Regions from separate parts of the Mus musculus genome. Here all the other regions are linked to region 1. A link is a loop called in an ENCODE intact Hi-C map of the cell type or tissue named here. Cell type or tissue: heart. All regions are shown on one strand. Region 1 overlaps Sorcs2 (sortilin-related VPS10 domain containing receptor 2). Region 2 overlaps Afap1 (actin filament associated protein 1). Region 3 overlaps Sorcs2 (sortilin-related VPS10 domain containing receptor 2). Region 4 overlaps Sorcs2 (sortilin-related VPS10 domain containing receptor 2).

The links. Hi-C counts contacts between places; a loop is a spot of excess contacts. Peaks named below come from ENCODE experiments on the same cell type or tissue, not always from the same donor. Only the 100,000 strongest peaks of a DNase experiment are listed, where the experiment ranks them.
Region 2: a loop joins it to region 1, with 6 times the contacts of the local background. A loop is called at or near these places in 2 of 42 quality-filtered maps.
Region 3: it touches region 1 in a loop (7-fold over the local background); 12 of 42 quality-filtered maps call a loop at or near these places.
Region 4: it touches region 1 in a loop (2.5-fold over the local background); 2 of 42 quality-filtered maps call a loop at or near these places.

The regions. Positions count from the first base shown.
Region 1 is chr5:36,322,308-36,324,807 of GRCm38, reverse strand. The region is part of intron 1 of Sorcs2 (sortilin-related VPS10 domain containing receptor 2); the gene reads left to right. Among named protein-coding and RNA genes, the nearest start is that of Mir7689, 22 kb to the right of the region's middle. In heart, a CTCF peak has its summit at 1,104 (motif pointing left); a DNase peak (open chromatin) is centred at 1,077; H3K27ac peaks cover 1,017 bases.
Region 2 is chr5:35,980,652-35,983,151 of GRCm38, reverse strand. All of the region lies in intron 11 of Afap1 (actin filament associated protein 1), which reads right to left. Among named protein-coding and RNA genes, the nearest start is that of Afap1, 89 kb to the right of the region's middle. In heart, a CTCF peak has its summit at 970 (motif pointing left); a DNase peak (open chromatin) is centred at 931; H3K27ac peaks cover 427 bases.
Region 3 is chr5:36,032,540-36,035,039 of GRCm38, reverse strand. All of the region lies in intron 18 of Sorcs2 (sortilin-related VPS10 domain containing receptor 2), which reads left to right. Among named protein-coding and RNA genes, the nearest start is that of Gm52811, 51 kb to the left of the region's middle. In heart, a CTCF peak has its summit at 1,057 (motif pointing left); no DNase peak of the experiment used is centred here; H3K27me3 peaks cover 134 bases.
Region 4 is chr5:36,140,153-36,142,652 of GRCm38, reverse strand. The region is part of intron 3 of Sorcs2 (sortilin-related VPS10 domain containing receptor 2); the gene reads left to right. Among named protein-coding and RNA genes, the nearest start is that of Gm52810, 4.9 kb to the left of the region's middle. In heart, a CTCF peak has its summit at 1,350; no DNase peak of the experiment used is centred here.

The DNA.
Region 1 (2,500 bases):
TTAGATCATCACCGTGGCCTTAGCACTGAGTAGGGAGCATCTTTGTCAGGGAGTACCCTCCTTAATCCTAGGAGCCCATCGGTACCTGCTGTTTACCTGTCTTCCTGCTCTTGGACCATCTTCCTCTGCACCTCCCACCCATCCTGCTCTCTCCTCCCTTTTTCTCTCCCTCCCTTCTCCCTCCTTCCCTTCTCTCTCTTCTCTCCACTTCTAACTCCAGCTCCTCCCACACTCCTCCATCTTCCCTCTCCTCCCCCTCCTCCCCTCTTCCACAGAGCAATCCTCACGGCCACCCACACAATGAGGTGATTGTGAGTTAGAGTCCCACTGAAGGCCAGGAACATGGTGGAGGCCTGATTTTCATGAATGATCCGATGCCCGGCCCGGCCCACTGCAGGCAGCAACCTGAGCTCGGGCGGCCAGCCGGGTGGTTTGCTTCAGGGCTTTGTCTGGGAATGAAGAGGCCCTGGCCAGCAGCCACGTTGCCTTGGTAGTGGGGAGGAGGGACAAGGATGGCTGTTGGGGCCTGTAGGACAAGCTGGGTCAGCTGGGCCCCAGATCTATGAGGCACTCTGTGCAGGGTGGCCCAGGGGTTGGGACGGTTGGGACTCTGGTCAGAATCTATGGGTAAGAAGGGTCTGGCTGGGCTCATGTAAGATTCTGGAGAACAAGCCTACTACGTACCACTCACAACATTCCTTCAGGAGGACACTGGATTCCTACATTGCTGGACAGGATACTAGAACCACTGTGAACCCATTGTCAGCATGGGGAGCATGGGGAGATGGCGTCTCTACCACCCAGAGGGCTCGTTTTCTGGCCATGGCTGATGGACATCTCAGCCCTGCTCTGCCTGGTTATAGTGTAGGTTGTTCAGGGTAGGGACACAAGATACCCAACACACAGCAGTGAGTTTAGTAAAAATGACAGGCCTGTTGCTGATGAGACAGGGCCCTGGGGCTTCTCTGGGGTTGGTGTGAGCCAGCCCTCTGCAGTTCTAAGTGGGTCCCCTCCAGAGCAGCCCTGTCCAGCATGGGAACTGAGACTCAGTGTGAGCCCTGTAGGTCCGGACTCTTCTTCCTGGCTGCAGCGACACCTGCTGGTGGCCAGGCTGGTCCTAGTTCTATGGCTCCTGGGATGGCTCTCCCAGGTCCTGCCTCCTAGCTCCAGGAGAATATCTGCTTAGCTCCCCACCCAGGCATCTCTCAGGAGCCAGAGTCTCCTGTCCCTTGAGGGGACAGTGTTTTTTCTCTAATGGCCTGTCAGAGATGAACCTCATCTGGACAATGGTTTCTCTCTCTGATAGTGTATCAGAGATGAGCCTTGGTATGAATAATAGCTTTCTCTCTAATGGCATGTCAGTGATGAGTCTTATATTTGGCCTGCTCACTTGGGAAGAGTGGGCATCTGTGGACAACTCTGCCCCTCTTTTTCCAAAGGCCTTTGGGTTGGACCTGGTAGGTTTGGGGGAACCCTGGAACTTTGTAAGACTCCCAGTTTCCTTCCCAGTGCCTTTCCTCATCAAGGACACCCAGCTGAGTCCACTGGAGGACCAGGGAATAGCCACAAGCCTAGATTTTGGGCAGTGACCAAGTCTCTCTAAGCTTCAGTGTTCCCCTCAAATGGGAATCACAGTTGCTCAAACCCCTAAGACTCATGGGATAAGGATTACAAACACTGACCAACCAACCCCCCCAATCCCTGTCACCAAGGGAATGCACAGAGAACTTCCCAGGAGGCTGGGGACCCCCTGCAATGGGCAGGGGCTTCCTCCTTATTCTCTGTAACTTCATAGTCACTGACCATTGGGGAAAAGAAGGATCAGGGTGTCTATTTCCCATTGTCCCTCAGCTAAAGTCCACCTGCCTGGCCTGGCCACTGAGCCATAGAAACAGGCCTCGTAACCCTCCTTGTCTAGAAACCAGTATCATTGTTCCCCAGGGATCTTCCAAGTCCTTAAATTCTGAGACACCAATACTCATTGTCCTGTCCCAAGACTAGCTGAAATCATGCCTCTTTGGATGCCTGGGGACCATTTTACCTCCCTGAGATAATCATATCTTTCCCCAGGCTCCTGCTCTGTGGTAGGTGGTGATATTGGGGATTCTATGTGCAGTGTGCCACCTTCCCTTGAAGGGCACACTGGTCCCAGGAGGAATCATCAAATACCCCTTCACCACCAAGCCAAACTGGGAAGGAAACCATGCAACCTCTACCAGTCTGTCATCAGGACGCAGCCGTGCCCCTAGTCTGAATGCTACTTTGTGTTCCTTCTGTCACACTCTGCCCTTCCCCCCACTTCAGAAGTCCAGCTCAGTCCTTCCTCTGGCCATGACCCACAGGGAAGGTCAGAAAGTCTGTGGGGGCCAAGCAGTTAAGCTATTTGACGCTGGCATCTCCCTTCTAAATTCCCAGAATTCTGGAATTCTGGGTCCTGTGACCTAAGCTGGCTTCCAGGACCCAAATACATCTCTTTAGGTTGTGTGACCTGAGTGTGCCC
Region 2 (2,500 bases), 340 kb after region 1:
CAAATGAACCACTTCCTGAGGTCTAGGGAGGTCCATGGGGTTGAGAGAACCTCAGGTTAACATCTGTTCTGTAATTGAGCATGGGTGACAAGCTGCATTTGTGAATGACATCTGAAGGGGACAGAGCTTTTGATCTTCAGGACAGGGTCAAAGCAGTGGCTCCCTGCTGGAGTCCACAGAGAACGAGGGTGTCACCTGCTGTGAGAAGACCCAGACCTGGTGGCCACAAGGGCAGAACAAGAGTCTGCACCTCAGAAAGGGGCAGTTTGCCTCTCTTCTCTGCCCTTGCTTCTCAGAGACTCAGAGCACACCAGCCTGATGCATATCACTACCTCACTACCCAGAGGAAGCTTCCAACGTCACCAAAACAATGAAGCAAAACACTGTCCAGGGCAGGCCACCTGAAGCAGACTCCAGCTCTGCCCCTGGCTCGTCCGGCTTCCTCCTTCCTTGCCTGCATGGGGTCAGGAAGGTGCTGGAGCTCTTCAGCCCCTTCTGCTTTTCACTCTGCCCACTCAGAGCATGGCTCCTCCCAACAGTGTGCCCCGGGGAGGTGGGATGAGGGTGCCCTTCCTTGCCGTCAAGAATCCCCTTCCCTCCGCAATGCTGACTTTCATTTGTGTCCCAACCTAGCCTATTCTGTCCCTGCTCCTTGCCTGCCTCTCCTCACTAGAACACAAGCTTCTGGGTGTACTGTCACCCCAATTTCCAGAGCACGAGGAGAGATGAGCTGGCCTCTTAGGAAGCTGGGCTTGTTTCGGGACAACTGTAAAACCCCAGGAAGAAATAAGCAAGATAGCATTTGCTCCTAACTAGGGAAACTAAAATCACAGAAACTTAACCAACAAATGTATTTCCCCCAAAATCGTTTCTCTGGGGAAAGTAGCTTAGGGCAACACGGCCACTCCTGTGGCTCTGCACACCCTAATGGCCACACTCTCTCACAGTGCATTGCTGCCCCCTGCTGGAAGAAGCTGGAAAGCATGGCTCCCCCAACCCTTTCTGCAGATACAGCATCTTACACTTCCTAGCTTATGAACATTGATTTAATTATTCTATGCTTAGTCTTTAGCAAATCAAGTGTAGGGAAGTTAAATGGACAGGAAGGAGGAAATTCAAGAAGAAGATATTCACTAGCCACTTAGGAGTTCCTGCGTGTTTCACATGCGCATTCAAGGCATTGACTGAATGTCTCAGTTGAGGACAGTCCGGGAACAGTTGTGAATGAGACGTGATACATGGAAGAATGGCAGGATACCAAGTGTGCCTTCACCTGCCGGCACTGAGCACGGCTACTGCTGACCGCTCAGTGTGGCACGTGTGTGCACAGAACTCTTTCTCCTCCACATCGCAGGAACTACAACTTGCTCTGCAGCGTCAGGTTCTGGCAACCTGTCCAGTACTCACACTTATGCACAGATATCAGGAAGATCAAAGACAGTCAGCAGAGCCCGGGTCTCTAACTGGGCATATTTCTGATTCCGTCATTGGAGATGTTTGAAGGATTTGAGAATCATGACACACACACATCCTTGTTGGCAGAGGCCTTCTCCACTGGCCAGAATATTCCAACGTTTGAGGGCGGGGCACAGGCCAACTCACATGAAGCCAAGAATAATAAGCAGGGGCTTCCCACTCCCTTCTGGCACTTTTTCCAAAGTGACTTTCAGCCAAGTGTGTAAGTACAAATGAGTCTGACTCTAAAACATAAGGCCATCCCAGGGAATGCTATATGCAAATGCAGGGACCTGCAGATGGTGGCTGGAAGGTGGCTCTCCCCACCCTGTCCCGCTCCAGTCAGTCAAAAGCATATTACCACCACCATGCTCTGCTGGGCCTACAGTGGGCAACACTTGGGAGAGCTTCAGGGGATGATGTCCTTCTGTCACATGACCCATGGCCTTTGGTCAGCCTCGGTGTCCAGCACCATTTACACCCCAGCATGCCCATCTCCCAGGACAATCCCACAAGATGTTTTTTTCTCTGTTTCTTGTCCCTTTTCAATACCTTATTTTTCTCTTCCCTTCAGTCAGACACAATTGCTGATAATTCTTATAATCATTTGGCAAAGATTCACCACACAGATGCCAAGTTATAAAAAGCGAAAAATTAACTAAATCCTGGGCTATCTATCGCTGGCAAGCCACCATATTTTGAAGGCCGTTTCCTTGTTCAGTCTCCTCTCTATTAAGTTTTACGGGAATGTTTGGCTAGAAAACTAAAACATGAAAATTAACTTTATTGCTAGCTGACATCCCTAAAAAGATTTTAATGAGGTAAAAAAAAAAAATTCCTAGGCTAAGTTTATGGCATGTGCCTTTTTAATGAAGAGTGTTCGTTTCGATACAGTGACTTGCATTCCTTTCTCCAAGATGTGACCACCCTACATTTGGTTTAAATTAAAATTCTGGTCAGTTATAAAGGAAAAACTGAGCCGTGTGCGGAGGCAAATACTTTTTCACTGAGGGCTTCTCCTAAATGTGGTAATGTTTGCTAGTTA
Region 3 (2,500 bases), 290 kb after region 1:
ATTTTTACTTCAGAACAAGTGTTACATTTTCTTCTGATTTTAAAAATAATATATGCTCATTGTAGTATATTTAGGAAACATATTTATATAAAAACCCCCACCACATACATAAATATCACCCAAAATCCTGTTCCCCGGGGGAACTGTTAACTTTTCTGGTTCCTTCTGGTTCCTGTAAAACATAATAGTTTACGTGACACATTCCTGTGTCTCGGCTAATAGAAGCAGCTAATGATCCCTGCAAGAACATTTTAAAATGACCATTAGGAAAACATGAACGTCCAGAAAATCCAAAGGCAGAGGGGGAGTTCCCCTTCCCCTCCAGATTCTGGTTAATGGACACTCACAGAGGCAGAGAGAGATTGAGAACACCCCCACCCCCCAGGATTCTGTGCAGTCTCCACTCACAGGTCAGCAGGATTCCATATCTTTAGCTAACAGATATGAAGGCTAATATATAGATGAATCCAGGATCATGCATGTTGTGCATAAACATCCTTTAAAAGGCATCTGTCTGACTTTAGAAGTACAGGGAAACTGAGCCTATGGAGGACTCAGACTGGTCACACTAAGCACTTGTGTGTGCACCAGGCACTGTGACAGCCACTTCCTGTCAGAAGTGCAATCTAGCACTCAATAAATGTATGTTATAGATAAAGAAACTGGAGCTGTGAACAGTGAGGCCATTCTTTCGAGGTAAAAAGAGGCAGAGATGGCATTGTGTCCTCTGGAGGCCTCAGGACTCCAGGCAGACAATGGCTAAGTTTGTAGCCCCTAGGCCTAAGCTGTACAACCCTCCCTTCTCCTCCCACCCCAACACACACACACACACACACACACACACACACACACACACACACACACACCGAGGTCCTCTTGCTGATTGAGGCAGCCATCAGATACATACAAATGTATCTCCATTTGTATTGAGATCACAGATCAGAGCTCCTGGTCTGCCTGGGGTTCGCTGGACCCTCAGACAGAACCAGAGGAGGCTCTCAAACTCCTGGCCAGACATCCTGGAAACATGGCCATTTGCTGCCCCCTAGAGCTTAAAGCTAGTAACTACAGTACATCTGCAGATAGGCTGGGTCCCCAGGACAAGAGAACAGAGCATCTTCGGAACCCTTGCAGGGCTGCTTGTCAGGCTCAGACTGGAGTGGGCAGAATTGAGGGGAGCAACACAAAGATGCCTTGAAATAGGGGTTCCTGGGCCACCCGGGAGGCCTGGGAGGGAAGCGGGGAGGAGCATGGGACTGAAGATAGGCATATACACACTTAAACGGTGACACTAACTCCCTCCCACACTCACACACACTTTACAGGCACAGTGTGCACTCCTCCACTACACACACACACCTACCATTACACATCACTGGTCTTGAAAACAGGGCTGGGTGTGAGGAGCCTGCGTTTCCTAAGTATCTAAGAATTCACAGTGTTGGGGGATGGAGGCCAGACCCATAGATACCCTCCAGTCTGTAGCTGCCTTACACTTGACAGGTGCAGAACAGACTTGGGGAGTTGGCATCTCCATCCAGCAACGGCACCTCCCCCAGCCAGACCTCAGACACAAACCCAAAATAGATCACACACCTGCGTAGGATACGGGGAGGTGTAAACTTTTAGGACCCCACACCAAAGCCATCCCAGAAGCACAGACTGGGGATCCTCAGCACAAATGGGGCTCCAGGCTGTGGAATGAAGCAACATCTAGATTTGAAACCCCAGGGAAACTGTTGAGAAGATAAAGGCAGCTATAGACAGGAGGGCATCTGTGGGCACAGCCCAGTGAGCAGCGGAGCTGGACCATGCAAAGGTCTCTCTAGCTCTGCAGCATGGAATGGGCGTGAGACATGAGGGACAGTGGGCAGGGCAGGATGGACGATGTAAGCAAAGGCGTGCACTCAAGGATGGGAACGGGAACCCATGCCTTGAGTGCTACCAAGAACTCTTCCCCTCATAGGAATGAATTGGGTGTTGTCTTAGGGTTTCTATTCCTGCACAAAACATCATGACCAAGAAGCAAGTTGGGCAGGAAAGGGTTTATTCAGCTTATATTTCCACATCTCTTTCATCATCAAAGGAAGTCAAGACAGGAATTCACACAGGGCAGGAACTTGGAGGCAGGAGTTGATGTAGAGGCTGTGGAGGGTTCTGCTTACTGGCTTGCTTCCCCCTGGCTTGCTCAGCCTGCTTTCTTATAGAACCAGGACTACCAGCCCAGGGATGGCACCACCCACAATGGGTCCTCCCACCCTTGATCACTGATTGAGAAAATGCCTTACAGCTGGATCTCATGGAGGCATTTCCTCAAGGGAGGCTCCTTTCTCTGTGATAACTCCAGCTTGTGTCAAGTTGACACACAAAACTAACCAGTACAGGTGTGGACACACCCCCTTGCTCCTCATTCAACCCTGCCAGGAGAGCAATAGGCAAAGAGCCCACCTCCAGAGCCTGGATGCCTAAAAGCCTCAGTCTTGTAACCTATAAAATGGAC
Region 4 (2,500 bases), 180 kb after region 1:
GGATTTTCTGACTTGGCTCAGTGCACCTCTGTGTGCCTTTGTGCTATTAGACATGTTGGGGCCCAGCCAAAGGTCCTGATACTGAAAAAAGTCACAACCTATAAGTAAGATAAAGAAGACAGGCAGACTTCACATAGGTTCAATCCTGAGTCCCGGATAGAGAGCTACTCTGAGCCTGATTATGCATGGGAGCCTTGACCCCTGCAGTGGGCTGGAAATGTCTCTGTGCAGGCTACCCTTGCTTGCTGTCTCGCTGTGTACCTGAGTATGTTCAACTCTTAGAAACGGTGTTCTATGCCCGTAGCTGCCTTACCTCAGGCCCTTTGCACATGAACAGTAACAACAGCCTGTTGTCCTAGTTCCCCATCACACAGTCTTCTGTGACTCTACATAATTGATTGACACCTGCCAGGCCAGACCTGTTCGCAAAAGGAGACTGTTTCATGAAAGATTGAGTGCATGAATACATTATAATATATAGATAATACCACTGCATAATTACTGGGGTAAAAGGGAGTAGTTACACGGCTAATTATGCCTCGTCACTGTGCCACTGGCTCTGTACATTGTGGTGTCTGTAATGGCTACAGGCAGAGAAAAAACGGCTCTGCACGTGGGTCATAAACAGGAACTCAAGGACAAGGCTGCAGCATGGATTCTAATTGTCACGTAATTAGAGAGCAATTAAATAGCTATTTGTCCCATAGAAATTAGCCATTAGCTGTCCTCTGTGTCCTGCTGTACTTTTAATAAGGTGCAGTGTCTCCCTTACTGACAGGAAAGTAAATACCTTGAGCTGAGGGGGACACCCACTGGGTACAAGGTGGGTGAGTCCCTGGGGCTCCTAGAGAGCAGTCTCTCTCTCTCTCTCTCTCTCTCTCTCTCTCTCTCTCTCTCTCTCTCTCTCTCTCTCTCTCTCTCTCCCTCCCTCCCTCCCTCCCTCCCTCCCTCCCTCCCTCAGCACTGATGGGCTAGTGTTCTGGCCATGGCCTAGAAGATAAATACCACATTTAGTGAACCAAAGAGAGATGTTACCTGCCCCGTGACCCTGTTACAACTGGGCTTTTCCTAGGCAGGTTTCTGACTTCCCTTACATATCTGAACCAGCCACTGTTCCCCAGCTTCTTCACTATAAGCACACACACCACACACACATGCGTGTGCACGCATGCGTGTGTACAGGAGTGCGTGCATACACTACACACACACACCCCACAAGCTGAAAAGACAGAACACCCACCAAATAACTGCAGGAAATGAAGACAGATCTGAAAGAGGAGAGCCAGCCTGCTCCCTCCACTTCCTATGTGAAGAGGGAGCCTGAAGTATCCTGTTTACCTAAGAGGCTCCACAGTGCCACCCAGAGGTACCCTCTCCCTGTGATGCACCTGCTCCAAGGCAACTGGAAGGCTCTCCCTCTCCTTCTCCCTCTCCCTCTCCCTTTCCCCCCCCCCCTCTCTCTCTCCCTCTCCCTCTCCCTCTCCCTCTCCCTCTCCCTCTCCCTCTCCCTTCCCCCCCTCACCAAAGCCTATGTTCATACAATCTCAAAGGCAGGAATTGCAGCATGACGGGAGCAGGGGCAGAAAGAGGTGTAGGGGGGGAAATGGGACACAGAAGAGAACCAGCTGAGGAGAGGAGGCAGGGGTGAGAACCGGGGGTCTTGGGGACAATCCTACAAGGAAAAGTTGAAAGACCAGACTGAGTCCCCATGGATGCTTGGAAGCAGGACACATGGGGAAACAGGTGAGGAGTGGAGAATGAGCTGAGGGAGTCCTCAGGTAGTTCCCTCAAGGATAGGAGGACAGTGAGGATGCAGGTGCCGAATCAGAAGATGACCAAGCACCAATCTGGGAGTCACCCTCCTTGAGAAGAAGTTCTGTACAACTTTGTATAGCCTTTGATGTATACAGTCAGGATGCGTGTCACCCGTGCAAGTGTGAAAGATAAAAGGCACATGGGAGAGGACACAAGCAGAAAGGAAATGCTGACAACCAGAACAAGTTTAGGCTTAGTGACACGAGGTGGAGGATCACCGTGACCAGGTGACCACACTATAGGTGTAGATATTGGCCTTGACTTCTCAAAAGACCAGCATCCTGGGGAGACAAGGGCCAAGCAAAGATGGAAAGAGGGAGAGAAACAACATCTGCTACCAGTCATTCCCAGTGGACAGACTCTGGAGGCTGGAAGGTGACTATTGTGGGCCTGATAGACCTACAAAGTAGGGAAGATGTTTGTCAACTGATCAACGACCTTGTGATTTTGGTGCAGGGGTTATGATTAGAATCCTACTGTGTCCTCTCCATGGTCCTCCCCCTTAGCTCTGCCTCTGCATCCCTGTCAAGAGCACTTTCCCCATGAACTGACTCTGGTGCTAGCTAATCCACTGTTAAACTTTTCCGTCCCCAGCACTCAGAAACCATTTAATTTTCAAAAAGTGTGTGTATGTGTGTGTGTGTGTGTGTGTGTGGTGTATTTCTGGGCACATGTGTATGTGTAT